Regions from separate parts of the Homo sapiens genome. Here region 2 is linked to region 1. Evidence: read pairs that join two places in POLR2A ChIA-PET (ENCODE). Cell type or tissue: PC-9. All regions are shown on one strand. Links, peaks and the distances in the headings refer to the core of each region. The heading gives the core; the rest is flanking DNA.

What was found. ChIA-PET counts read pairs that join two places held together with the same protein. Peaks named below come from ENCODE experiments on the same cell type or tissue, not always from the same donor. Only the 100,000 strongest peaks of a DNase experiment are listed, where the experiment ranks them.
Region 2: POLR2A ChIA-PET joins it to region 1 with 7 read pairs; 2 of 35 experiments call an interaction of 5 or more read pairs at or near these places.

What each region holds. Positions count from the first base shown.
Region 1 is chr2:45,787,906-45,802,934 of GRCh38, reverse strand. The region is part of intron 1 of PRKCE (protein kinase C epsilon); the gene reads right to left. Among named protein-coding and RNA genes, the nearest start is that of PRKCE-AS1, 120 kb to the right of the region's middle. In PC-9, for the core only: no CTCF peak of the experiment used is centred there; no DNase peak of the experiment used is centred there.
Region 2 is chr2:45,699,877-45,714,905 of GRCh38, reverse strand. The region is part of intron 1 of PRKCE (protein kinase C epsilon); the gene reads right to left. It also overlaps the pseudogene TRQ-TTG5-1. Among named protein-coding and RNA genes, the nearest start is that of PRKCE-AS1, 32 kb to the right of the region's middle. RefSeq lists an enhancer at 14,399-14,448. In PC-9, for the core only: no CTCF peak of the experiment used is centred there; a DNase peak (open chromatin) is centred at 6,215; H3K27ac peaks cover 616 bases.

The DNA.
Region 1 (15,029 bases), core at 5,998-9,997:
CATATCCAGAAGCGAGCTGTGTTCTACAGTTGGTGACTAAAAACACTGAATAATAATCAAGATGGTCCTAGAAAATCTTAAAGCACCATATGATTTAGTGCATATACTGTGCATGTTTATACGTCTATGTCCACCGATCTTAATTCACAGTAAAGTTTGAGAGCCACTGAACTGGATCCCTATGGAAAGAACAAAAGAAAAGCTCATGTGTATTCCAGCCTTTCTGCTTTCAGAGATCTGTCAAATCCCGGGCTGTGAAGTGGGGCGGAGTGGAGCATTCTAAAGTGACTGACTTCCCTGGAGGGCTTACTCCATTTGCTTTTAATAGTGTACTTTAATACATTTTAATGTATTTGTTGTTGTGAAGATTACACCAGAAGACAGAGCCTCATCAGTGTGAGGCAGGCTGTGAAAGGCTTTATAATAGTCTACTCCGTTGAGGTTTTCAAAACACATTCACATCAATTACAGTAGATCATCTTATCTAAGATACTATCACTTTAAGATGGACCTTTATGCATCATTAATAAAGAAAAAAAAGGGACCAATATAAAATATAATAGCCTACCTTTGCCAGATGTATTTGGAATTCTTAGAAATTGAAAGTTGGAAAAATGTAAGATTTAACCAAATGCATACTTTATTTATTTGCTTATTTATTTACTCATGTATGAAGGAATGATAGGGTCTCACTCTGTCACCCAGGCTGGAGTGTGATCATAGCTCACTGCAGCCTTCTACTCCTGAGCTTCAACTCCTGCCTCACCCTTCCAAGCAGCTGAGACTACAGGCATGTACCACCATGCCCACACCCTGCTAAGTTTTTGGGTGTTTTTTTTTTTTTTTTTTTTAAGATAGGGTCTTGTTATGTTGCCCAGGTTGTTCTTGAACTCCTGGTCTCAAGTGATCCTCTCGCCTTGGCCTTCCTAAAGTGCTAGAATTACAGGCATGAGCCACTGGGCCTGGCCTAGTATTGCTTTCAAACCGCAGCCTAGATGTTAAGTATTATTATCCCCATTTTGTAGAAAAGGAAAGGAGAAGTGCAAAATTGACCCCAGCAGCAAGGCTAGGATCAGCACAACATTGAAACTTCTGACTTGGGTCTCTGGAGCATCCTCAGGCCACACCCACAGCAGCCTGCTTCAGGTTTGGCAACCTGTCCCATGGACAGCCAGGACACACCAGGGAAGAACGTCCTTTCTGGGGCTGCATTTCCTTTCCCACAGTCTCCCACCCTGGCTCTGCCCAACGGCCTTCCTCAGCCTCCTCTCTAGCTGGCTCTCAAACTGCACTCCCCATCTTCCTTCCCAGCACCTCATCCTAAATTCCCAGCATCTTGAAGCCTGACTGTGCAGAGTTTAGGACATATCACCTGAGCTGGAAACCTGGGCAGCATTCCCGCCTCCTCCCTCTCCCTCACCCTCACCCTCAGCACTCACTGATGACTGAGTCCTGTGGGATTTACCCCCTTCTCCACTGCTCCCCTTCCTGTTCCAATGAGCACAGCCCCAGTCCCCGTTTTTGCAACCCTTGGCCTGAAATTCCAGAACAGCAATCTAAATGGATTCCCTCCTCTGGCCTTCTCCCCTTCACATTCATCCCTGAAAATTCATTTTTAAATCCAACCTCTAATAAGGCACTAAAAATACCAAATGTCTTCCTAAAATTCAAATTTTCCTGGCCACTGGTCAGCTTAACACTCTTCTATGGTACCCCATGAGATCAAAGGAAGATCTCCTGAGCGCGGCCATCAGTCCCCACATGTGGCTAACTCTTCTCAACACATCTCTCACCACCCTGCTGAAAACTTGGCCCACTCAACTGCCTATACACCCGAGAACACTCCAGTGCTGCCACCACCTCTCTGCTTTCACTTATGCTGTTCCCCCTGCCTGGAATGCCCTTCCCCCCACTAATTCTTACCCATCTTCTGAGACTTGTTGAGGAATCTTTCCCAGGCAACTGCTGCATTTCTCTATGACTGCGTTAGTTTCCAGGTATTGTAATGATCTGCTCTTCTGCCTCTCTCATAGAGTGGATTATAATCCCCGGCTCTGGGAGGACCTGGAACCATGGCTCATGCATACATGTATGTCAGTGCCTAGCACAGTGCATGGTGCATAGGAGATAATTAGTGAAGATTTACGGGCCGAAGGAAGCCAGCTCTACTGTTAGTTCTACCCCCAAGTTCCTTCTCCAATTTTAATGGCGGAAGTTTTATTTTGTTCTTCTGCCTTGAACCCCATAGGTTGAAACTCCTTGTGGGGCTTAAGGCATGGACTTGACCCCTTGCCCAGCAGCCCAGTTCTGCCAAGACTGTGGCTCTCCCTTGTCCTTCTCTCCAGAACTTACTCCTTCTAGGAGTAAGGAGTGAAGGCTGCCCTCAAACCCCAGTCTAGACAGGCCTCTCATTGCCTATTGGCAAGAGCCTGTAGCCAACTGCTGACTAAAACTGCCCTTGGCACCTGCCAGGTGCCACAGGTCTACCTGGGCTCCAGCCACTCCAGCCCTGGCCCAGAAGCCTGACCAATGACATAGGCAACCTGATTGCTCTCTCGAGTCAGACCCCCCAGCATGAGGCTTTATGGAAGGGCTGCTGCCTGGGCAGTGTGACTCCCCATGCTCTCAAGGTGACTTATACTGAACAGCCTTTCCCGTTCAGTCCTTTCTTATTTTGTGAAAACACCCTGACCCCCAGCTGACCCAGCAACCTTGTAGCCTGACTGTGCAGAGTTTAGCATACTGCTCCATGCCTTTGCTTTAACACACTATCAAGTATCCAGCCGCTGGGCACTCCTGCGCCACCACTACCCTACCCTGCAACTATATTTTCATCTACCCAGCATTATACAAACTAGAGAACTAGGGGGAAAATCTCTCCCCACTTGACCAGCCTGGAGGTGACTACCCACATATCAGCCTTCCTCCTCCCCAGGACCCACCATGGAAACAGTCTCAAATCCAGGCTTTCTTTGTCTTGTGGACAAGAAGTCCAGACATTCAGATGCTAGGAGCTTAACCTACACCTCATTAAGCTGCAGCCTGGTGACATGACTGCAATTCCTGATCCTGCCTCTGCTGGAAAACCCTGACCCTAGACTGGGTCCTGATTCTGGTAACTACTTCTGACATCATCTCAGCAAGAAGAAATGGAATCTTCTCCTTGTACAAATTAAATGTGTGAGCAGTGCCATCCGCAGACTAGGGACAACAGGAGCCTGCCCTGAGCCCCATGCTTTAAAAAGTATCAGATTTTGAGTATGCACTAATTATACTGACATGTGCCTTTTAATTTTGAATATTTGGAAGACAATCTTTTTTTGAAAACATTGAAATAATTTTAATTTTTTAAAAAATATTCTTTTCTTTTAGAGACAGGGTCTTGCTACGTTGCCCAGGCTAGAGTGCAGTGGTTATTCACAGTCATGATCATCGTGCACAACAGCCTCCAACTCCTGGGCTTAAGCAATCTTCCCCACTCAGCCTCCTGAGTAGCTAGGACTACAGGCACATGCCACCAAACCTGACCAAATATTTTAACTTTTATATTTACTACAATTTATCTATTTACTAAATATATACTCAATTTTTATACACTTTGAATATAATTAAATTTCCTTGTGTAATTCTTTAGATCACTGAAAATGAGTATAAATTGGGATTATGATTGAAATAGAAAAGTGGAGCTCAGAAAAAAGGAGCTGAAAAGAATAAATAATAGAACATCAATAATGAATGAAAATGCTCACTTTTTTCTTTTTTTTTTTTTGAAACGGAGTCCCACTCTGTTGCCCAGGCTGGAGTGCCGTGGCACGATCTCAGGTTACTGCAAGCTCCGCCTCCCTGGTTCACGCCATTCTCTTGCCTCAGCCTCCTGAGTAGCTGGGACTACAGGAGCCCACCACCATGCCCGGCTAATTTTTGTATTTTTAGTAGAGACGGGGTTTCACCATGTTAGCCAGGATGGTCTTGATCTCCTGACCTTGTGATCTGCCCACCTCAGCCTCCCAAAGTGCTGGGATTATAGGCGTGAGCCACCGTGCCCGGCCAATGCTCACATTTTAAAAAACAGAAAACACCAATTATGTGCCCATAATAATAAGAAATACAATATAAAATATAGTTTTTTAAATTTTAAAAACACTGAAAACAGGTAAAAAAAAAAAAGCCACTTCTGTTGAGCATGGCCCATATACACTTTGAAACGATATTATAAATTCTCGATTTAATAAAGACTTAGGAAATAATTACTGATCAAAACAATGAAAATTAGCAAGAAAAATATTCCCATTAAATATGCAACTTGAACTTGATATTTTGCTTTCAATCATATAAAACTCTGGCTTTACACTTTTTAAATTTTGTCATTCTGAAGGTATATTTGTCAAGCTGGGAGGCTGGAACACATCTTAACAGTCTTTATGTTTGACATCTAATGTTTCAATATTTGGACACATTGTATATGGCTCTCCCTTAGCGCCTACAGGAGGTCCCACAAAAGTCGGGGGCAGGCATGTATGTGAGGCAAAGGAGGAGGCAACGTGTTTTGGTGGGGAGAGCTTGGGCTTCCAAATCCAAACCACAGCTCTGCTACTCTTAACTCTTGGGAGCCTCAGTTTCTATATCTCTAAAATAGACATAATAAAACCTAGCTTATATGCTCCACATATATAAATTCCTTTTTTATTTTAGAACTATTTATTTTTTATTTTTCCCATCTGCCTTTTACAATCTGGTTTAGCCTAATCCAATGGAGTAAACAGTGGTTTCCACTGTATACTTTATTTGCACAAACGACTTTGCTGAGCTCCTTGAGATCAAGGCAGGAGAAAGTACACTCATTAAGCCTGGCCTCTCTACCCGACACGCCAAGGAGCTGGCTCCTGGGTTAATCACTTTATGCAGCCCCAAGAATTCCTCACAGGAGTATAAAATGAGGAAATGAGAACAAGTCTACATTCCTGGGTTTTGGCGAAGGAACTCAGTAAGCCCAGCGCCTGTTTTGTTATGTTGGCAATGTGCATTCTCCTTCCAGCTACAATCCAGCTAAATACCAGAGTTCCATGAGAAGGCCTGGATCCCCTCAACCTTTACTGAGGTAGAGCACTTGTAAGAATAGCAGTACCTATGCTGAAAGCGCCAAGCGCCAAAGCTACCACGGTAGTCCCAATTGAAAAAGATGGGGCTGGGAAGAAAACAAAACTATGAAGTGCAATGCAGTCCTTCCTGAGCATGTGGACTCCAGCCATCCTCTGCGTAGTGCTGTTGCCCCAACAGCAGAGACCGCCCCAACCAAAGACAGGTCAGTTTAAATGTTCCTTGTCCTTCTCCCAGAGCTTCAGTGGGGTTGGCTGGCTTGCAGAGCGAATTAATTAAGGAGAACAACGGCCTCAGCCTGGTGCGTGCAAGAAGCCTGCTGGCAGGTTAAAAAAGCAAAACATAAGATGTGGCTCCCCAGCACTGTAAAAGGCACTTCTGCAAGTGAACAGGTATGTGGTGCACCATGGAACTGGGTCCACAGGTGTAAACTGAGATTGTTCTGGGCAAACCAGGGTGTGTGGTTACCGCAGTCGTGGAGAGCTGAGAAACCCTAGTAAGGACAAGGACATGCGTGGCTCCCTCCCTCCCCTTCACCCTGCAGCTTATTTCTGGTAGGGGTTTTGTTCTATGAAAGCTAAGCCATGAGGCAGAATGAGTAAAGTGGCCTTCCAACTGTGTGATGTCACCAGAATGGGTTTGGGTGCAGTCTCCCCACATGGACAACAAGCTAATGATACTATACCTGTTACATACAGGCGGTCACAGGCAATCTGTGAAAACATCAAACGCTAGACAGCAAGCATTATTCTCCCTCTTCCCAAAGCTGCTTTGTCTGAAACACTGACACTCCTAGGGATTCACCCTCTTGTACCATTGTGTCTCAAATAAATAGTAAATGGAGTTACGTAACCCTCAATGATGTCTTAACTGTTCTGAGCTCTTTATCTATAACATTAAAAAACAAAAATCCTCAAGGTGGCTGGACATGGTGGTTCGTGCCTATACTCTTAGCACTCTGGGACGCTGAGGCGCGAGGATCACTTGAGGCCAGGAGTTCATGAGCAGTCTGGGTAACATAGTGAGACCCCCATCTCTACAAAACAAAAAGTAAAACCTCGTGACCTGTGAAGTCTTTTCTAGCTCTGCAAGTCTTGACCTGGGCTCTGGGAAAAATGCACAATAGCTAAGAATGATGGCTCACCCTTGTTTGACCACAATGACATACCTGTATTTACTCATTTCATCCCCCCAGGTACCCAGTATATCATATCAACCCCATTTTGCAGGTGGAGAAGGTGAAGTCAGAGAGGTTAAGTTAATTGGCCTGGAAGCAGATTGCCCAAGTCAAGATAAGACAGTGCCACCTCTCAAGAAGTTCAATTTTAGTGATAATTTCAGTGAAATCATCATAAGAGATATAATAGCAGCCAATGCTTGTATTATGTGGCACCCATACACCAAGCATTGTTCTCATAATGTATATTAATTCATTTAGTGCTCATTACATCCCTAAGAAGTAGAAATTATTATTATCTTCGGTTGACACATGAGAAAATTAATGCATAAAGGGTTCAGTAACAGTCCAAGGTTTCTTACAGCTAGTGAGAGAGCTGGGGTTTGAAGCCAGGCAGCCTGGCTCTAGAGTCTATCATCAATTACTACGTTATACAAACGACACCTGGACATTTTGTCAGCCTAGAATAAGACAACTAACTGGGGCAGGCATGGGAATGGAGAACCTGGAGAAGACATCAAAGAATTAGCTGGAGTTCAGCAAGTAGAGCAGGGAAGGGCATTCTACACTGAAGGAACAGCATGAGCAAAGGCACAGAGGTGTGAAGAACAACTGCTTTCAAAGAAATGCAAAGAAGCTTAGAGTGAAGGGAGATGGAGGATGGGAGTATTGCTTAGAAATAATGAGCTGTGTTTATTTTCTATTCTTTTCAACTTTTCTGAATGCTTGAAATTTGAAAAAGCGCTGTCAAGCCTGGGTGGAGTGGAGGTCATGCTAAAAGCTGTGCAAACCTGCAGAAGACAACTCTGCGGGGGGTCTCACAGCATTGCCGAGCTCTGCTCTGCTCCTGGCCACCTGAGCAGGACCAGCAGACAGTGACATGAGAAGGGGCAAAGAACATAGTGGCCAATCCCAGGAAGCACCCTGCTGACGGAACCAGGGCCCACAGAGCCAGTTTGTGTGGTTTGAAGAAGCTGACTATGACCTTCAGGCCAGGTGGAGAATCCAGTATGGAGAGCAGCAGAATAGACTGGGCAATTAAAAATGTTCAGGCCGGGCGCAGTGGCTCACATCTGTAATCCCAGCATTTTGGAAGGCTGAGGAGGGTGGATCACCTGAGGTCAGGAGTTCGAGACCAGCCTGGCCAACATGATGAAACCCCATCTCTACTAAAAAAATACAAAATTAGCCAGGCGTGGTGGTGGGCACCTGTAATCCCAGCTACTCGGGAGGCTGAGGCAGGAGAATCACTTGAACCCGGGAGGCGGAGGTTGCAGTGAGCTGAGATCACGCCACTGCACTCCAGCCTGGGTGACAAGAGCAACACTCCATCTCAAAAAAAATAATAACAATAATGTTCAAGTGGTTCAGGTTTGAGGGAGAGCAGAGCATGGATGTGGTGGTGCGGGGTGGTGGGAGAGTTGAGGGCAGGGTCAAAGCTCTAGGTGGAAGGTCTGGTCACTCCACGACACGCCCATGCCAAGGAAGACCAGAAACTGTGAGGCTGGGGCCCTGGCTGGCTCATCAGCATGGATGCTGCAGTCTCTGGAAACCCCCGTGGGGGACCTCAAGAAGGAGAAGAGGTGCTGGCCTCACCTCCTCAGAAGGTGGGGTCATGTACCTCGAACAGACAGGGCTGGGTGGCACAAAGATGAAAGGAAAGAGTGGAAAACAACAGCAACAAACCAACAACAGCAGAAGCGGAGTCTGAATCACTCTGCTCTCATTAGCTCTGTGATCTTGACATTTCTACTTGTTTGAGGTTCAGTTTCTTCTCCCGTTAAGAAAAAAAGAAATGGTGGATGGGGGGGGGGGTAGGGCAATAATTGTCCCTCCCCCATAGGATTCTATAGGTGATCAATAAAGGATGTCTATCATTTTGATGAATACTTCAAGTAATTAGAAGTGGAGGAGGCTTGTATTCGAACAGTCCAACCTTGGGAGTGGGAGAGGAAGAAAGGAAGTCAGAGATGTTCAGAAGGAAAATGAAAAAGCAGTGAGTGGTCAGAGACTGTCACACATCTCCCTCCAGAGACGGGGCTGTCAGGCGAGATCCATGCCCTTCCTGAGATTCCTTGCCACAGCCTTGCCCAGGTTCCTCCCCAGGCGCTTGAAACCACAGAAAGCCGTGCATCAGGGTCCGTGCTAGAATACCGCAGGAATGAGAACGAATTGGCACCCTGCTTCATCCAGGCTGGTTAACCCCTCCCTTGAAAGATAAGAAAGTACTCAGCCCAGAGTGTAATTCCTTCCTGTCTGCCCCGTCAATGCATTTGCCATTTTCAAAAACAAAAATCCCTCCCTGAATAATTCATTATTCGAAGGAAACGCCAGCCCAGAGTGCGCCACTCCATTTACTCTGACATAAGAGCTCATCTCGGGCCATGTGTATGTGTTTCTGAAAAGGATCCACATGAGCAATCGCTTTTTAAAACGTCGATATCCGAGAAGGCAAGCAGAGAGTTTAAAAGGGCCATAATTCATAAATCAATGATGCCACACTCCTGAGGAAGAGTTCTGCATTGACTGGTCAACAATTCCATTTGCAACAAGCTGAAACATCTGCGTCTCCCTGCTTCTCTAGCTGGGGTCCCAGGGCGGCTGCCCCACGATAATAAGGCAAGGTTTTAGGGCTAATCCGAATCATACTCTCTGGGATTCAGGCATGGAGATGTGGGATTGCTGTGGATTTTATCTAAACCTTTTCATTTCTGTTAATATCCCAATAACTAGAACCAATCCGAACCAAGCAAGAAAAAAAAAATGTGAACACTCATGACTCAGAGTCCTTTGTTCCTGGCTATGTAACAGGGCTGTTCACCAGTCAGTGTGAGACCCTGTCCTTGTCCTTGACAAGCACCAGCACAGGTTTAGCCCGGATCCCAGTTCCAAACATATCTAGGGGGAAATTTAAACAATTGTTGCTGTTTTTGATGGTTCCTGATGGCCTCGATCAAAGTATGGTGTTTGGCCTTGATCATGGCTGTGAAAACAAAACTCTACACCTGGAATTGGCTAACTGCCCAACATATGCTCACACAGAACTCAAAGGCCAGAGCATCAGAGAGAAAATCAGTAAGCTGAGGCCACCGTCTGGAGTTGCTTTTGGACACATACTTTACCATTGCTAGAGAAAAACAACCTGCAGCTTGGATTCATCAGTAATCTTCATTGCAGACAAACGAGATAGAACACCTGTCAGCTCTCAGGGTTTCCAAAGAGCAGGATTTGGGGGAGTCTGGGTATAATTTTTTCTTCTTTCTTCCCCTCTCAGCTTGCCTCCCTCCCCCGAAGTGTCTAACCAAACATGGAACACACAAGAGCAGAAGAAGAAAGAGAACAAGCGAGAAAGAAGAGCAGCAGCCCAGGAAACAGATGGAGAAATTGGGGGATTGGGAGCTTTGCATTTTCCCCATTCGCCCAAATTCAACAAATAGGAAGGCTCCTCTGCAGCTCTCTCTCAGTCAGCAAAGAGCTTTCCAGGACATTTTGTTTACTCAACACCTCTTCTCTGCCCTGCTTAAATCTATTCTGGAACAAGGAAGGGCAAATAAATTAATTAGGCTGGGTAGGGTGGCTCACGCCTGTAATCCCAGCTCTTTGGGAGGCCAAGGCGGGCAGATCACCTGAGGTCAGGAGTTTGAGACCATCCTGGCCAACATGGTGAAACCCCGTCTCTACTAAAAATACAAAAATTAGCCAGAAGTGGTGGCGGGTGCCTGTAATCCCAGCTACTCTGGAGGCTAAGGCAGGAGAATCACCTGAACCCGGGAGACAGAGGTTGCAGTGAGCCGAGATCGTGCCACTGTACTCCAGCCTGGGTGATGGAGCAAGACTCTGTCTCAACAAAAAAAATTAATTAATTATACCACCTACCATTTATCAGTGCTCACGACAAAATGGATGCACTTTTACAATAAGCATTATCTCATTTAATCCTACAACCAGTCCTTGAAGAAAGAAACTCTCCTTAACCCCATCTTTCAAGGCAGGAAACCCAGGCACAGAGAGGCTACGTAGATTATCCAGAGTCACACAGTTAGTGAGCAGTAAAAGTGGGACAGGAACTTGAGCACCAGGCAGCAGAAGCCACCCTCGGCCAGCATCTCTCCTGCGTGTTAGAGCCACCAGAACAAGCTGATAGAAGGGAAAGGGTGGGAAGGGCACCCTTCTCTAGCTTTGTGTTTGGGGTAGGGATGGAAAGTGACCACTGACAATAGCTTAGCATTTACTGAGCACTCATCGTATGCTATGATTTGAGTTGTCCCCGCCAAAACTCATGTTGAAATGTGATCCCAAGTGTGGTGGTGTTGGGAGGTGGGGCCTCATGAGAGGTGTCTGGGTTATGGGGATGGATCTCTCATGAATGGCTTGGTGCCATTCTCATGGTAGTGAGTTCTTGCTCTGGGGAGACTGGATTACTTCTGGTGAGACTGGGTTGTTAAAAGCCAGGACACCCCTCAGGTTTGGCCTCTTTGCACCACTTCCCCTTTGCCCTTCTGCCATGTTGTGACACAGCACGAAAGCCCTCACCAGATGCCAAGCAGATGCCAGCACCAGGCTTCTGGAGCTTGCCATCCTGCAGAACCATGAACTAAGCAAGGCTCTTTTCCTTATAAATTATCCAGCCTTAGCTATTCTGTTAGAGTAACACTAAATGGACTAAAACACTGTGTGTCAACTAAGCACTACAGGCATGTGGTCATTTACAAATACCCCGTGGAACAGGTGCCATTATCCTCATTCCAGGGATAAGAAAACTGAGACCCAGAGAGGTCCTGTGGGTCAAATGTATTTGAACCGGGATTCTCATTGAGAGAGCTGGGGTCAAAGCCCGTGCTCCTGACCATTATGCTCCACTGGAGTTACAGATGGCAGTGAGCATCTGAGCCTCAGTGACCCTTTAGCACCAGCAAGGGCAGAGAGGAGCGCATTAACCCAGCATCAAGGAAAGGCTGTCTTTAAGGAAAGTACACCACTTTGCGCAGCTACCCATAAAGATTCTAGAGTGAAATAAGCTATCAGAATTTAATTCTGCAGGTATTCACTCAGGCTACTATTTGTTTACTCAAGATCAATCAATTGACCCCATTCTTCAAGAAAGAACTAAAAGAAAGAAAAGAACTAAAAGAAAGAGGATATGGAAGGAAAGGACATAGGGAATTATACAAATACAGTGTAATGCTGAGCCTGCTGGCCCACAGGGTAGCCTGAAACTAGAAGGGGGCAAGGCCCAGCGGGTGTAGGGCCTGCTCTTGGGGCTCCATGGGTAAAGGGACTCTGGACCAGGACCCCCACGTGCTCACTATAGCTTTCCCCACTGAAAGCCAGAGAGCTTGCCTTACAGTCTTTTCCATCTCTCGCGTTCTGTTATTTTTAGTTGGTTTCAATCTTTGGACAGCAGGAACCTCTTTACCAGAAAGCTCAATATGTAAAAAGGACTTAAAGGGGCTGATTAGGTGGGAATGAGGAGGTTCAGCAGGGCACAGAAACTATCCCTAGTCCCCAAGCCCCGTGACCAGTCAGAGGCACCTCTACCAGCCAATTCAGAGACCTCTACACAAAACCTTCCCTTCTTCACCAAAGTGAGCTGGCTGTAGACTGCAGACGTTTGTGCGGAGGTGGAGGGGCTGGAACACATGCCTGCTCTGTTCCCTTTTCAAAGGTCTGGAGACGCTGGCCTGGCCTCTGTGGGAGGCCTACACGCCTTTCTAGAGGTCCTTAATCAGGTACGGGCCTCAGGTGTCTGATAGTTGTGCCACCACATTCCCCGCTTACCACCACCAGCACCATCATCAGGACCAGAAGTTCATACTGTCAGCTACTTGTTAGAGAATCAACAGCCTTGAAAACTTCCAAGGATTGTGCAGAAACAGATACAAAGTGTATTCACAAATCAATTTCCCAGAGCATAGTACATCCCTTCTCAAGCCGAATAACCTTCAAAATCTGAAGAAGATGAAAAAGGAGAAGAAAAACGTGAAGGGTTACCCAAGGTTGCAAGCACAATGGCCAGAATGTGTGTAAATACTGGACTGGCCCTGTGTGCTTTGGGTCCTCTGACAGAATGGCCATTTCCTGCAGCCCCATTTCCTCTCATTGTATTTCAGTGGAACAAAAATGTTATAGAGAGCAGCCACTCAGTCACATAGGTTATTTTAATAGATACATCCTACAAGCCTTGAAAACTTGCTCTACGCTCTGATAACAAGGCTAAAAATATCACAGGCCCTATTAGCAGATTTGAGGCTCCAAATCAGTGAGACTGGAACACACGTGTGTGTTTTTCTCAGCGCATCCTGCAAGTTTTCCCACGTGCTGCCACCCTCGACACATTTTCATATTATCTTTTCCCCTGAATCTCGGTTGAAACTGATGCTTTCATACAACACTGGAGGATTTGGTGGCATTGATGATCTCTTCAGCATTCCTCATTCAGCTGCACATTTCATCCAAAGGCTGAAGGATGCTCTCATTTATGCATATGTGCATTTTTGCAACTACAAAATGCACGGTAGACAATACTGAAGAGCTGGCTACACAGGAACTGTCTGTCCCAAGAGCCATCACAAAAGAGCTGATCTTTCCACAAACCACTTGTGAGCTCCTGCCAGCTCTGTAATTCAGGGCCACTCTCGAGATTTCCACTCTTGGGACCAGAGATAAATCTTTGGTGTCCCAGGCGTTTGATCAAAGCTCTTCTTTCCTTCATTATCCTATCAATATGAATGAACACTACCATTTAGGTGTCAGATATGTAAAGCTAATCTAAAGACACAAGTTTTCATTATCTTCAGAAAGATACTAATACATTTTTTAAAATTCCGAGCTTCTCAGAAAATGTAGATTTAAAATATAAATATTAATTACAGGCAAAATATCTTAAAGTTGTGATTCTCAGCCCTGACTGCTCATTAAAAATGGGTGGCAGGGGTATTTTCAAATGATTCCTAGCTCTTCCAGATGGTTCTTAAGGACAGCCAGGGCTGAGGGTTGAGAATCCCTGTCTTTCCCCCCTTTCCCCCAACCAGAGAGACAGTCTCACTCTGTTGCCCAGGCTGGAGTGCAGTGGCATGATCATTAGCTCACTGCAGCTTTGAACTACTAGGCTCAAACAATCCTCCTGCCTCAGCTTCCTGAGTAGCTAGGACCACAGGCAGGAGCTATGCTCCACTGGAGTTACAGTGATGAGTTACATGCCCATATGATTTAAAAAATTTTTGTAGAGCCAAGGTCTCACTATGGTCCTAGGCTTTTGTCAAACATACACATTAGCACAGTGAAAGAAGACATGCAATAAATGCATGAACTGTGAACAGTATTTTAATAAATGTATTAAATAATATGGTCAATCTTATGGTCTCTGTACACAAATTTCTGAGTTATCACATTATTATACAAAATCCAGAGGCACCTTTTCTTTTGTAGACATGGGATCTTGCTATGTTGTCCAGGCTGGTCTTGAACTCCTGTCCTCAAGCAATCCTCCTGCTTCAGCGTCCCAAAGTGCTGGGATTATAGGCATGAGCCACCTTCCCCCACCAAGAACCTGTCATCTGTCTTAAAAGACACAAGTCTTCAGTGCGGTGGTTTTGCGAGGGTCTAAGTGGGTGGTTCTCCACCTTGCTTGCACATTAGAATCCCAAGGAGAGTTATTAAAATGCATGGGACACATCTCCAAAGATTCTGATTTAATTGGTCTGGGGTAGGACTAGGTTCTGGTATTTGAATATTATTTGAATATTCAGCCAGAGTTGAGGACCAATGGTGTAAGTCAATGCCCTTCTCTGATTGACCTATCCTTAAACATATGAAGCTAAAGAATCAGGAAATGTATCTTCATATATTTCTTCAGACCTAAAAATCCCGAGAATAGCACTACTTTGCCTACTTTAGACAGAAAGTAAGTAATAAAGGCATCTGAATAGAGAATTAGATTTGATGTTATAATGTCCACATACATCCCTTTCAGACGGAGTGTCCCTCTGGTCCTCATGAAAAGCTTGTTTCATTTCATGCACTGTTGAAACAAGATCACTTATCTGGTTTCTAAACCAACAGCTGATCAGAATCAAGTAAATTAGAGGCAATGGAGGGGTAGGTAGAAAGGATGAGAGAGGCTGTGTAGAAGCAGGCCCCCTGATTGCAATGAGAAGTGAGTGCTGATAGAGAAGACACAGAAAAACTGAAGTAAGTAGACACTGCACGTAAAAACACTGGAGTCAGGATTCTCTAATGAAGGGACAAACACCTTGATGTATCCAGAATGGCTCTGTGAACATCAACGTGCCACTGCATAGCAACATTACCGATGCTCCTAAGAAAAGCCCAGAGTCACCAAGGATGAGTTAAATTATGTTCATTATAACCATTTTATGAAAGCTGAAATAGGGGTGATGACTTCCATCCAAAATAGTAATAATAAAAGGTAAGTGTAGTTTAAGGAATACGCCTTTAGCTATTTGGAAATTGCAGTCACCCAGAACAACCCATGCCCTGAGAATCCCAAGTAGCCACAGACTTCAGTAGGAGACACTTTGGCAGGAAAAGTTTCGGCTTGACCAGGAAGAAATCCTGTCCCTCTCAGAGTCAGAACACGGTGAGGCCTGAAATGGGGGAGAATATTATTGAACGATCCTGACCTTCAGGGTTTCTAGGCACACACAGGGTACTCCAAGCTTTCATTGAAAACCTAACATGAGAGACAGCTAAGACAAAGGGAGAGCAGTGAGAAGCCTCTGTGGCTGGCAGGATC
Region 2 (15,029 bases), core at 4,708-8,707, 87 kb after region 1:
CAGCTTACCCACATTCATGAAAGTGACTAATACTCTCAGGCCAGTGGCCAATGCCTCAGGTCCACCTTGGTTCCGAGGGATACAGACATTAGACTCCAAGAATGCTAAGGAGATTTCAGGACAGGCTGGACAGGCTCAAGGCTCATCATCCCCTGAGTCAGGGAAGACACCCAGTGAGTTACACCTCCAGCTCCCCATTCCCCTCAGCACACGGTCTATACTCCCCACACAGGACCTCTTTAACAGGATTGTAGTGCTGGGCCAAGAGGACCTTTCACGAGGCCACAGCCAGATAAGGAAGGAGGAAAGCAAGGAAAGAAAGCAGAAAGCAAGACAGAAAGACACTCACTGTCATAAGTTTTCATAAAGCTGAATGTGTTTCATTTAAAGAGCCATTCTGTATCCTGAGATGTGTCTGTCCTGCTTTTTGACCTTGAGCACATCAAGTTCTTTTCCCACCTCATGGCCTCTGCAAGTGCAGTTTCCTCTTCCTGGAACACTTATTTCCCTTTCCTTACTCAGCTCCTTCTCTCCCTTTGTGTCTCAATGTCATTGTCCCTGTTTATTGCATCTTTGTAGGACAGTCCTTCCCTGACCATGCCACCAAAAGGCAAGCCATCTCCCCTCACCTTGATCTTAGCTCTGTGTCTCTCTTCAGAGTACCCTTTCTATGTGTTCTTATGTATTGGCTTGTTTCATGCCCCTCCTCCATCCGACTCTAAGTCCCATCAGAGCAGGGGCCATGCCTATCGTGTCTGCCATTAAACAGCCACTACTTAGCACAGTGTTTGGGGCTACTGGATCTCAAAAAATGCTTATTTAATTATTGAAGTAAAATGCTCTGTTCATGAAATAATTATGACAGTAAATGTATTGCTCAAATTCTTACTTGGTAAAATTAAAAGAACATAACTTTATGTCAATGCCCTTCCCTTTTGGAGGTGTGGGGGTTGAAGGAAGAGACATTTTACTGTCTCAAGAAATGCAAAAGTTTGCAAACCAATGCTTTATAGAATAAAAGTCCTTTGTGTAAATGAAGATTGTTATGGGTATCTCTCTGTTATAACCACAGACCTACTTCTGAAACAGGTGCCCATAAATGGAATGCCTGCAAATCCAGATCTATTTCTAGAGAGATGCACTTTTTCAGGGGTGTTTTATCTTCACTTCTCATTTACCATGAGTGGAAACTAATACCACATCTTTAGGCTTTTCTGCCTTCCCCCTTCTTGGCCCATCACATTCATTATTAGGTAGGTTTTAACTCCTCAACCTAAAAACAGCCATGGTTTCCTATTTAAAGAAATGCCAGTGGATCCCTTCTTCAAATGAAGAATGATTTTTTAAAATTGCTTTAATACCATCCACTTTTTTGTTGGTCCGGATGTTCATATACTGAGTTTCTTACAGCAGGGTTTGCCTGTGTGCCCTGGATGGTTCTCTGTGGGCTCAGCCTCCCAATCAGTAACACAGAAGGAAGATGCATACCCCTGCAGCTACACAGGACATAATGAGTCTTTACAGCTATCCATTACCATCAGGCATCACACAAATATGTAGGGCAAAGAAAAATACACATTATTAGCCACCCTCAGGCATATGCTCTCCTGTGGCTCTTCCCATCTGGCAAGGTGATCAGCTGCGGAGTCCAAGGGCAAGATGAGCAAAAACAATGACAGCCTCTGTATGTCTAGAACTTGATTCCAAACACATTCTTAAATAAGCATCCACTTCACCTTTATAAGAGCCTCGAGGTGACAGCGACTACAGATCATTTACAGGGAAAGAAACTGAGGCCCAGGGAGATAAGCTAGCTTATGGAGGACAGCACTGCAAGTCAGCACCAGACTGGGACCAAGATGAAAACACAAAGGTGTGAGAGCTTTTGAATCATGATGCGCATTACAGATGCAAGGCGACAGTGTCGTAATTATCATTATTATTCATCTAGTCACAATCTCTGAGCATTTAACATATGCCAGGTATACTTTCAGCCTCAAAGAGGTAGAAGTATGGGGCGAATACGAAGATAAATGACACATGGTCCCCGCCCTCCAAGGACAGGGAAGTGTGCTGGAGGAGTTGAACATCTCCTAAACAAATGAGAACCATGCAATAGAACACTGGAGCCAAGCAGATGGAAGCCCAGAGGAGGGAGCCAGACTCTGCCTGTAGGTACAGGGAGGAGCTGACACTTGAGCTGGATGGAAAAAAGGCAAAAGGCCCTTCCAGGCAAAGGGAATGGCCTGTCCAGGCCCCAGAGGTGTAGCAGATCATAGAGGGAATGCAACTGTCAGTGGGACCAGCCAGGGCCAATTGGTCCAGAGCTTCATGGGCCTTGCCAAGGAGGAGAGACGTTCCTGGAGGCCACCAACAGTACAGGCTTCCCATCAGGGGCTTTAAGCAGGGGGAATAGCATGATCAGATTTGGGTGTCAAAAAGACAGGACAGGCCGGGCGCAGTGACTCATGCCTGTAATCCCAGCACTTTGGAAGGCCAAGGTGGGGTAAATCACTTGAGGTCAGAAGTTCGAGACCAGCCTGGCCAATATGGGGAACCCTCGTCTCTACTAAAACTACAAAAAATTAGCTGTAGCTGGGCGTGGTGGTGCATGCCTGTAATCGCAGCTACTCGGGAGGATGAGGCAGGAGAATCTCTTGAACCTGGGAGGTGGAGGTTGCAGTAAGCCGAGATTGCACCACTGCACTCCAGCCTGGGGAACAAGAGCAAAACTCTGTCTCAAAAAAAAAAAAAAAAAAAAAAAAAAAGGACAGGCCGTAGAGTGGCAAGAGGTCAACTGTCAACAGGAACACCTGAGGGCACACAGACAGTGTGGAGAAGATGTAATTCTTTACTCAAGTAACAGTGGGGGCTAAACTGAGGATCTGCCCCCGTCACATAACCTTTCATCTGCAGAGTGAAATAGGAGTATTTGTCCTGCCTCCTTTATAGGACATAATATAAAGTTACTAATAATAATGGAGGCCGGGCGTGTTGGCTCATGCCTGTAATCCCAGCACTTTGGGAGGCCAAGGCATGCAGATCATGAGGTCAGGAGATCAAGACCATCCTGACCGACATAGTGAAACCCCATCTCTACTAAAAATAGAAAAATTAGCTGGGCATGGTCGCGCATGACTGTAATCTCAGCTAGTCGGGAGGCTGAGGCAGAATTGCTTGAACCAGAGAGGCAGAGGTTGCAGTGAGCCAAGATCATGCCATTGCACTCCAGCCTGGTGACAGAGCAAGACTCGTCTCAAAAAATTACATAAATAATAACAATAATGGAAACATAATAGAAGTAATAGCCAACATGTCTTGAACACTTATATAGTTAATTTAACAAGTACTGAATATTTGCTAGGCACCAGGCACGCTAAGTGCTTTACAAATGCTAATTCATTTAATCATTGCAATGATCTTGTGAAATAAGGACTTTCATTATCCCCATTTTACAGATGAGGCAATTGAGACACAGAGACATTAAGTGACTTACTCCAGGTCACCCAGGTCATAGGTAGCAGAGCTGTGATTTGCAGCCAGGCAGTCTGGCCTGAGTCCTCGCTCTTGGTCATGATGTCCATGATCTCTTGTTTGTTATATGCCCAGCACTGTGGAAAGTACCTTGCAGCTGTTGTCTATTACTCTGGTCCTCACAATAATTCTGTGAGGTAGGCACTCTTTTTTCTCCCTGCTTTATAGCTAAGGAAACTGAGGCACAAAGGGGATAAGTACCTTGCCTGTGGCTGCACATAGAGTAAGTAAGTGGTTGAGTTGCACGTTAATCTTTGGGACTGCAAAGTTCGTGCTCTGAGCTGCGCTCCCTTCAATCTAAAAGCACAAAAACCACAGGGAGGGGGACAGGGGACAGGGAGGGGGCAGCAACCTGAAAAAAGACTGAATACTTAGAATAGTGAGAGATCAGATGGAATATGTTTTTGCCTGGCTGGATTTTTCCCACCCCATGTTAAGCGAGAGAAGGCAAGGTCCCCCCTCTCTCCCAGCACCCCTGGTTCAGCCTCTAGACAAGTCAGGTTGTGTCATCTGGCCTGCCAGGCAGTAAAACACCCCGATCCTTTAGGGGTGAGGGTCTGCAGGCCTCAGCTCCAGAAACATCAGGGTGGCAAACAATGGTATATCAGTCAGGCCTGAGCATCTCTGATTGGCCCTGGCAAAAACAAGATGTCAGTTAGTAACAGCCGTAAATCCCTGTGACAGCCAGTCCCCAAGCCCTGGGCATACTCTGGGCCATGCTGGAGCCGCAATGTCCAGAGCCTTCTCCTGCCACTTCTTGGGACTGGGAATCCTGGCCTGGGGCCTGGCAATGGAATCATTAATCTATGGACAGGCTTCACAAAGAGAAAAACATGCAGGAAAATATACAGAAGAAAATAGAGCTAAAAAACACTCCAGGGTTCCACTGAGACCAGACCATCTAGGACTGAGATTCAGAAGCAGGAGAGCAAAGCTCTCAGGAGGACATATTAGAGACTCTGGAGGATGTATGGACTTTCAAGGAGTACTTACAAGAGGCTGTGTACCTCAGTGGGCAAGGGTATGGACTTTGAAGCCAGACTATTTGGGTTCAAATCCCAGCTTGGCCTCTTGCTTTACTGCTGAAAAACTGGGGATGTGTTCCTTAATCTCTCAGGCTGGGCCTCAGTGTTCTTACCCGTCATATGAGGATAGTGATAGTACCTACATCATCAGGTTGTTACAGGGGTTAAGTGAGTTAATACACAGAAAAGTCCAAGAACGGTGCCCAGCACCTAGCCAGTGCTATGGACGTGTTAATTAAATAAGATAAATGGGCCAGGCGCAGTAGCCTAAGCCTGTAATCCCAGAACTTTCCGGATCACTTGAGGTCAGGGGTTCGAGACCAGTCTGGCCAACATGGTGAAACCCCATCTCTACTAAATAATACAAAAATTAGCCAGGCGTGGTGGCATGTGCCTGTAATCCCAGCTACCCAGGAGGCTGAGGCATGAGAATCACTTGAACCTGGGAGGTGGAGGTTGCAGTGAGCTGAGATCATGCCACTGCACTCCAGCCTGGGTGACAGAGTGAGACTGTCTCAAACAAACAAAAAAAAAGATACATGGTCACAGGGGAGACAGGAGACATCTCTCCCAGTGGGAGATGTCACAATATCCAGGTGAATAGAGATGGGGACTGGAGATGAGATGCCTTCCATTTTATTCAAAAGAGTTTGAAAGAGTTTAGATCTGGAAGTCCCTGACTTAGGGTCACAGGGAAAGTCAAAGTGCTGTTTGACAACATGCTGCAGCAGTCACACTAAGGCAGAACCATAGCCTTGGAATCCAGAATGGGGATGGGGTGGCCCAGGAACTCTAAAAACTCCTAGAGCATAGTCTGTACTAAAGCTTTCAAAATTCACATTCATAGACATCCATGATCATCTAGTCCACACCCAGCTGCTGCAAATGAAAGGAATCATGCCAAGGGCCAGAGAAGGGCCTTGTCCAAGGTCAAATAGCTGGCTGATATAGGGCATGAAGCAAGAGCCAAGATCTGCCAGAACTGGGGCATCTTCCATCACACCAGCCCTCTGGCCTTGACCCAGGAAGGCTGAGAACCCAGTGCATGGGTCTTGGCCTGGTTGGAGCAGCTGCCACCTTGGCCTGGCTGGGTCTGCCCGGTATGCTGGCCCCAGCCCAGGGTGCTCCTGACCAGCACCTGCCACCAAGCTCTGGTAGGCCCTACTAACCTCTTCCAGAAGGGAATTGGGGGTCTTCACCTCCTACTCTTTCACACCCAGAGGCAGCTCCAGGTGTGAGCAGCAGCGCCAGTAAGTTCCACAAATCCCACTTGTCTCATCCAGACTGAATCCATGATCCTGACTCAAGCCATTGTCTTTGTCCCTCAAACTGGTATATTAGAGTAACAGGTAAATCCCCAAATAGTGGCTCACTGCCATTCAAGGTGAAACTGTGTGCTACTATCCACACAGGAGTGGCTCTCTTCCAAGCAGGGATTTGGAGAGTCAGGCTCCTTCCCTCTTCTGACTCTGCCACCTTCAACACATGGCCCCCAAGACCACTATGACTGGCTGCTCTAAGCCAACAGAGGGAGAAGGCACCTGGGACACTGACCCAGGAGGTTTTTGTGGGCTGGCCTAGAAGAAGCACTTACTCCTTTCACCCACATTCCACTGGCCAGAATTGAGCCACAGGACCACACCTGGCCATACCTGGTGTATTAGTCCGTTTTCACACTACTGATAAAGACATACCCGAGGCTGGGCAATTAACAAAAGAAAGAGGTTTAATGGACTTACAGTTCCACGTGGCTGGGGAGGCCTCACCATCATGGTGGAAGGCAAGGAGGAGCAAGTCACATCTTACATGGACAACAGCAGTCAAAGAGAGAGAGCTTGTGCAGGGAAACTCCCCCTTATAAAACCATCAGATCTCATGAGGCTTATTCACTATCATGAGAACAGCGTGGGAAAGACCTGGCCCCATGATTCAATTACCTCCCACCAGGTTCTTCCCACAACATGTGGGAATTCAAGATGAGATTTGGGTGGGGACACAGCCAAGCCATATCACCTGGTCATAAGGGAATGAGAGGTGTAGTCTAGCTGTTTTCCCACGATGTAGGCTTTGGTGGACACATAAGCCATCTCTGCTACAACTGACCTCACAGCTTTGTTCTGTGGCACTTGATGATTGTGGACTGGAGCCCCAGCTTAGCAACTTGCTCTGCCCAGGAAGACATTAAAGGAAATCTGCAGGCTCTCGAGTCCAACCTATGATGCGTAGGGAGGAGTGACAGAGGCGGACTTTGGTAGTAGATCAGGAGCTCACCGAAGGCAGGAAACATGTGCAGCACCCTGCAGCATCCCAGCATTCCTCATGCACTGCCTGCCATCGAGGAGGCCTCCAATTTGTGTCTACCTTATGAGAAGTAGCAGGAATGCAACCCGCAGGGGTACCAGACATAAGTCATGCTGCAGGAAGGCTGGGGCCTGCCTAACTGGAGCTTCATGCCTGCACTCCCAGGTCTGATTCCTGGCTTGGCAGTTGGGAACTAAGGAGAAGGGGACAGTCAGAGCCATCGCTCCTTCCATGCTGGCTCTCACATCAGAGGCAGACTCTCAGCTCGTCTGTGTGGGAGGATGCAGGAGCTATTTCCATTTTATTTCATATTCGTCACGAACTGTGTGTCCCACAGACATGAGAAGCCACAGAAGAAATGTTCTCCCTCCCCCAGTGCAGATCCTCAAAAGCAGGGGCTGAGGGGAAAATATTTGAAGGAAACATCCTTGACTTCCATGAACAGATAAAGCCTCTCCCAAAAGGACAAGCACAGGGGCAAGAGCAAGTCACAGGACCAGCTTCGAGTCTGCTTTGTGACCTTGGCCAAGTGACAAATCCTTTGTGCCTCCATTTCTCCCCCATCTGTCAAATGAAGATAATAAAGGCTGTTCTGAAGTTAGAATGAGATAATCAATGTTTAAATGGCTCTGGGAAGTACAAAGCTTTCTATGGGAATATAAGGTGTTATTATCCACTCACCCTTCCTGCCTCTCCAGTGAATTCAGATGTTTGGTAACAATTACAATCTTGGCTAGGACTCACTCTTGATGAGCAGAAGAAAGGCAGCAGCCTCCACATTTAACAGATGGGGACTGATGCACAGGCCTGGGCTGCAAGCAGACCTGGTAAGTTCTGGGACACATGCTCCAGCCGAGGAATATCTGCCTGTGAAGTAATGAACTGCGATCCACGAGGGACTTCCACTGCAATCATCAAACACCAGCTCTTGCAGACTCAGATGTGGTATTTGTTAGACTGAGGAATATAACAGTCATAAAATCACAGAATTCCAGAGTTGGCCAAGACCCCCATCTTTGGGGAGAGAGCTAGTTCCCCAGTCAAAGTGGAAAATCGACTCAATTTCCACTGACCTGTGAAAAGCAAAACCAGTTCATGTCTGTCATTGCTTATTCTGTTTGGGATCTTGAGCAAATCACTTAACCACCCTCTGCCCCAGTTGCCTTCTCACAGGAATAAGGAATGAGAAAGGACTCTGGTAACTAAAAGACACAGTTCAAATGAAAGGTATTTCTTGCTATTGATGATCAAATCTCTTACCATGAGTCACATGCAGTATTCTTAGATTCTCTTACACACAGAAGACAGGGGTTCCCATTTTCCTGCTCCTGAAATTTAATTCATTGTGGGGGGCCAAACTATCAGGCGGCCAATACAAAATCCTGCCTCAGGATAAACAGGAGAGAAGATACTGCTGGGATGTGATGCCAGAGATTGAGACATGTGCAAACCATTCATTCAAAGCAGAAACAAGAGCAAAGATCATTCTGGAACCCAATCTGACTCCTGCAAGGGTAGAGCCCAGTCTTCTCAGACACCTCTCAGTCAAGACTGGTTGACAAACACTGCTTCAAGTTCCTCCGACCTGGGAGAACCAGGAATGAAGCTTGACACAAGGGCAGGGAGGATTCAGAGAAAAGAAGGGAAAGATGAAAATGAAGGAAAAGCAGGCACTTTCAGAGCCTCATTTTCTCATTACCATCAGCATGCATTCATTTCCTCTGGTGGAAGGAGGGAAAAAAGTTTTCCATTGAGTGTCTAAGGCAATCCTGTGTAATATTTCATTTCACAGCCTCTTTCTCTTGCCAACTACAACAGCAGCTGTGAAACTATTCTCCTGGCCAGTCCTGTGGCATTCCTACCCCAGCATCAACTCAGAATTCTTTTCCCCCAGGGCTTCTACTGCTTCTCATCCTACCCTAACCTCAAGAACTCACCTGGATGTATTCTCAGGTGAAATCTCTGGCAGAAATAATTTCTAGTTCTCAAACAATAGAAAAAATTCAAGGGCCAACTGCAGGGGACCAGGTCCCTTTGTTGGCTACTATGACCTGGGGAACAGAGCCAGACACAGAGCTCCGAAGCAGATATCTAACTTAAAGCAACTGACAAAAGGCCCCACTCCACACCCAGGTTACAATCATCTTCAGAAAGACCCCAGGTCCCAACAGCCACTGCACTGGACAAACTCATTATCTTCAGCTACAAAGCCAGGCAGAAGGCTTAATCAGGTCAGCAGCATTTGATAGGAAAATAAGTACCTTCTTGACACTCTATGGATTATAGAAATTATGCCTGGTAAAGCTACCTATACCACCATCATGTCAAAGGACACTCAGGGATATTCAGCTGAGAAGAATAATTATACAGTCAAATGCCATCAAGTCCACAAAAGGAAAGCAAGCCCACCCATCACTCTAGAAGCCAAAGCGTGGAGGTTTATCTGACAGTGGAAAAAAACAGACAATCCTTAAGATTTGTCATGCCTCCCTCCTTCCAATAAGCCTGTAACCTCTACTCACGGAGGGCTGGGTTGGTCTGGTTGGAGCATGCGGTGCAGGGAATGGTACAGCTGGGTTTACACCCCGCCTCCTCTGGAGTACATATACCCCCAACTGGCAGTCACTCCTATGTTTTCTGACAAGCCATCCTTTTCAGCTAAAATTTTCCACTCCTGGATTCAGCCCAAAGGTGAGTTTATTTTGGAAAGTCTGAGCCAAATTTCTCCGCAACTAGAGTTTCAAGCAGGTGAAATAAAGCCTGCTGCTTCTCCCCACATAAAATTGTGTCCTAAGAGGGCAACAATAGTTCAGGCCCCTAGCGCTGCTCGGAACCGAGCTCCACAGAACTGGGCACATGTATGCATGAAATATGGTGGTAAAAGACATGCCCACAAAAGTGATACTGAATAAGGAATTGAAAGTGAATTATTCCATGTCCAAATGATAGTGATGATAGTAAGTCTCTGGCATTTGTAAGTTTTAAACTTCTTGAAGTACTCCACCTGCTTTATCTCATCTGTGCCCCACAGCTCCCCTGCAAGGAAGAGGGGACCATTCAGGCTCCCCTCCTGATAGATGGTAAGATGGGAGGGACAAAGGAAAGGGGCTGAGAATTACTTAAGATCACACTATACAGCAGTTGGCAAGGTCAAGACTATTCTCATGACCCCTGGTCTTCCTCAACCAAATTTGATAGCCCTTTAATAAGTACAGGGGTTAAACTTAAAATATGGCAGTGAACAGTGTTATTATCATTTCTTAGGCATAACACTTAGGTGAAAACTGCTGCCTGTCACCTTGAAATACTAGAGGGGGAAGGAAGAGATGGACATTTGCTGGGCACCTGCATGTGCCAGCAGCATACAGGCATTTCATCCTCACAATACTTCTAAAAGACTGGCGTGGCGATGCTCACTTTTCAGATGAGGTAGAGGAGGGACCCAGAGAGTAACTGGCAGAGTTAATATTAGGAATCCAGTGACTCTTCTAACAAAGGCCATGTCATGACACTTTAACACTGGGCTAAGGAAACCCCCAACACTCCCAAGTCACATTTCATACAGGAAAATCACTTTAGGATTTGAGTTCTGAACTAGTCTTTACCTGGAGTAGCTAACAAAAAGCAAAGCTACAGGTTCACCCCTTTCTCTGTCCCTCTCTGATTGCCCAGTCCCTGGACAGGGACATAGAGGGAGGGACACAGAAGGTACAGAATATTCAGGGGACAAGAGAAGAAATGAAAAATGAACAATCTACAAACCAGAAAAACCAACCCCAACATACTAAGCCAATAGTTTCCTTGAGATATACTACCTTGAAGAAGCACATATAGATTCTTTTTCCTGTGTTTAATCCTAAAAACAATGAAAGGAGTAAATGGAGGTAAAATGCTAATAATTCCACTATATGCTGCTCCCTGCCATGCCTTCCTTGACCCTTTTCTATTCAGCTATGCATCGCCCATGTGTCTCTGGGCCTGGCACTAAGTAAATGCTCAATGAATGTTTGGTTAATGGATAGATGAATGGGTGAAATAACAGTGTTGTCAGAAATAATGCCTCCTAACCCAGGTGAAATTTAAATCTGCATTACTCTACCCATTTGCTATTTGGAGACATATTTGTCATTTCAATACCAGTAATATAAAACAAGCTATTTTAGCTTTATCTTCTGTGAGCATATGGATGAGAGAATAGGAATTTTTTTGTTATGAGTGAACAGGCTGCATAGTTAAAGATAGTTTTCCAAAGAATGTGACAGAAGCCCAATTATTGTCTTTTAAAAACCAAAACAAAAGAAATGTTCTAGGAAAGAACCTTCACAAGAACAAATGATGATGTCTATTTAGGACAATAAAGGAAAATCCAAAGAAGAATCAGTTCCATGCAGAGAGCCCATGTTTGTCCTTCAAGTGCAAGGTTCTCTGGAGACTCCAAAAAAAAGGTGCCTCTACCGTCAATGAGCTTCCTTTTTTTTTCTTTTCTTTTCTTTATTCTTTTTTTTTTAGAGACAAGGTCTCACTCTGTCACCCAGGCTAGAGTGCAGTGTTGTGATCACAGCTCACTGCAGCCTCAAACTTAGGGGTTCAAACAATCCTCCCACTTTGGCCTCCCGAGTAGCTGGGACTACAAGTACATGCCACCATGTCTGGCTACATTTTTCAAATTATTTTTAGAGATGGGGGTCTTACTATGTTGACCAGTCTGATCTTGAACTCCTGGCCTCAAGTGATCCTCCTGCCTCAGGCTCCCAAAGTGCTAGGAATACAGATGTGAGCCACCACACCCAGCCCAAGGAGTTTTGATTATTCCTTTAAGGGCTAGAGAATAAAATATAGGAGGAAAGCAAACAGCACTGTGGCCTCTAACTCAGGTAGGAGTGACATAACAACAGCCATCAGAAATACAAAAAAAAAAAATAAATAAAACAGAAGCTGAGGACCATGTGTTCCACCTTTACTAAGGACAGCTAAATTTTACAACTTTTAGTTAGGAATAAGGACTGACTTCCTGACGGGGGGGGAAAAAAGGCTTTCTCAAGAAAACTTGATAATAGGAAAGGCTGTTATCTGCCGAGGCTGTTAGCTATGGCCTTAGCAGCTGATCTCCGGAACACTAAGCCCAGAAGTCTTTCTGTGGAATGACTCTTTTCAAACTTCAGTTCTAGCAGAGCTTTTAGCCCTTCTACTCCCAGAGTAAGGTGTTCAAATGGCTCCTTGTAGGGTATGTCTGAGGAACAGTGAAGGAAAGAAATGGAAAAGAGAGGTGGTTCGTGTCCTGCTTGCAATAGCAGAAGCTCTTCTTAGATTCACTTTATATGCTGGGGTACCCCTAGAGCTTTATTTTGGGGGAAAAAAAAGAAGGGTTCTACTATATAATAGTGATTTAGATATCACTATGGTAAAACAGTGACTAAATCTCAATCAATAGTTATTCAACAAATGTTTATGGAACCAGGTACAGAACTGGATGCTTGAAGTAATCCCAACAATCAGCCTTCAGGAGGCATAAAGTCCACCGCTCAGGATAAACACATGCAAGTAAAACTGACCATGCTGACCGAGCGCCTTCTATAACACACACAATAGACTAGGCAGTTTACAGATGCTCTCTCAGCTGATCATCACTATGAAAACTGATTGTAGTGGGTAGGCATGATCATCCCCATTTCACAGGTGCAGAAAGGCTAATAGCTTGCCCAAGAGCTGGGACTAGTATTCCGGGCTGCCCAACACTAAAGCCTCCTTACCAGCTACTAAAACCAGGTAGATTTCCACATCTGTATCTGAGCGGAGGACTCCCATTTTCAAGTGCATAAGTCATCTTTGTATTGTTTTTTGTTGTTGTCGTTGTTTTTTGAGACAGTCTCGCTCTGTCACCCAGGCTGGAGTGCAGTGGTGCGATCTCAGCTCACTGCAACCTCTGCCTCCCAGGTTCAAGTGATTCTCCTGCCTCAGCCCCCTGAGTAGCTAGGATTACAGACACGTGCCACCAAGTCCGGCTAATTTTTGTATTTTGAGTAGAGAAGAGGTTTCACCATGTTGGTCAGGCTGGTCTCAAACTCCTGACGTCAGGTGATCCGCCTCAGCCTCCCAAAATTCTCAGATTACAGGTGTGAGCCACCGCGCCTGGCCCATCTTTGTATTTGTGTTGTGACGGTGAGTCCTAAATTTCAGATACTAAGAGAAGAAGGAAAAAAATAATCTAGACTCGTCGGTGTCTCTAAGAATCCAGATGTTTTCTAAAACACCTGTGTAATAGGTGAGGCTTTATCAGACTAGAATTTACATGGGAATGGGAAGCAGCCTGGAGCACCAGGAAAAATTCTGTTTCCATCTGGGGCCATGCCTGGGTGAACCTAGGAGGTGGGCAAAACAAGTTTTCTTCACTGCATTATCTCATGTGGGGTGCCCTCCTCTGTACTTCAGGCCTTTATTGCCTTGGTAAGCTCTGTGCTCTCCCACCTTGGTATCAAAATCAAAACTGCCCTCAAAGAAGAATCTGGAGATCTATCATTTACCTGTTAGTATGTCTTCAGGTCACTGTTACCCACCTGCATTTTAAAGCTCTGTCTTCTGATGAAAGGGCTGGAGACCTCATCATAGGGTAACTGATGGGAGCATTTTTTTCAGCACAGGTAAGTAAAGGATTCTCTAGGGTGACTGCAAATTTGATAGACAGATAGATAGGTGGATCAATCAATAGATAGATAGGTAGCATCCCAATTTAACCTTTGAGTACTTCCAATTTTTCCAAAAACACACAAAAAACAAACCCTACCCCATCACACACATAGAAAAATAAAATGTGCCCGTTTTCTACCCAATGAGACAAGAGTAGATACTGTTCATTGAGCACCTATTATGTTCCTGGCCTTGTTCTAGGTATAAATATATTCTACTTCATCTTCAACACAATCCTTCTTTGTCCTTCCTTCCTCTACTGTCTTAGTTTCCTAGGGCTGCCACAAAAAGGAACCACTAACCAGGTGGCTTAAAACAATGGAAATGCCTTCCTTCCAAGTTGTTAAGGTCAGAAGTCCAAAATCAAGGTGTTAGCAAGGCCACACTCCCTCCAAGGCATCTAAAGGAGGGTCCTTCCTTGCTTCCGCCAGCTTCTGGGAGCCCCAGGCATTCCTTGGTTTACGGGAGCACAGCTCCTATCTCTGTGTCTGTCCTCACGGGGCCGCCCTCTCCCTGCATCTGCCTCTGCATCTGAATTTCCCCTTCTTATAAGGACACCAGTCATATTGGATCCGAGCCTACCCCAGTGACTTCATCTTAACTTGATTACATCTGCAAAGACCCTGCTTCCAAATAAGGTCACATTCTGAAGTACGGGGGGATTAAGATTTCAATGTCTTTTTCTGCTGGGACACACTTCAACTCATAGCACCCACCTGTGAGAGGGTGATGACCTCAAGGTCACACAAGGTCTAGGTCGAAGCCAAGTTTAGTTTCATTTCCTAGATGATCCTCAGTCAAGCAGAAGCACAGACTTGAATATCTGGAGGAAATTTATTACATCAAAGAATGACAGTGCCGGGCTGCTTCTACTGTTCCTTCTGCTTCAGACTTCTCTCCCTTCCTCACCGAACCAATCCTGTCCTCCTTGGCCTCTCAGCTCAAGCATACCGACCAAGGAGCCCTCTCTGACCTCCTAGACCAGCTCAAAAACCCCTACCCAGGACCTCTGCTTACCATCTATGTCTCCCTCACTGCCCTCCTCACCACCCTTAGTTTTCCATTTCTTTGGGGGTTACTTCATAGATGTCTCTCTTTGCCATCAGACTTCGAGTGCTGCAAAGAAAAAAGACCTCTCTATATTGCTCCCAGGTGTGTTCTCACCTCTCCACCGAGACCCTGGCTCCCGGCAGGGCCTCAGATGTTAGCCCTCTGCTACTTAAAAGGAAAACTCAGGTACCCATTTCATCCTCAACCCCAGGCGGCCTGGTTAGTTAACTGCCCCCGTTCATCTTGTGGCTCGTGCCTTCTGCCTTCCACTGGTGGGCTGGGCCTGGCCACTGCCTCCCCTCAACAGCCCAATTTACACCTAGAAATCACAGGAAAACCAGAGAGCTATCACCCCACCTGCTACCCCCTGCACCCCTCAGCTCCCCACACTTCCTTGATCTCATCAGTGTGCAAAACGAGCACCCATTTCTCCAC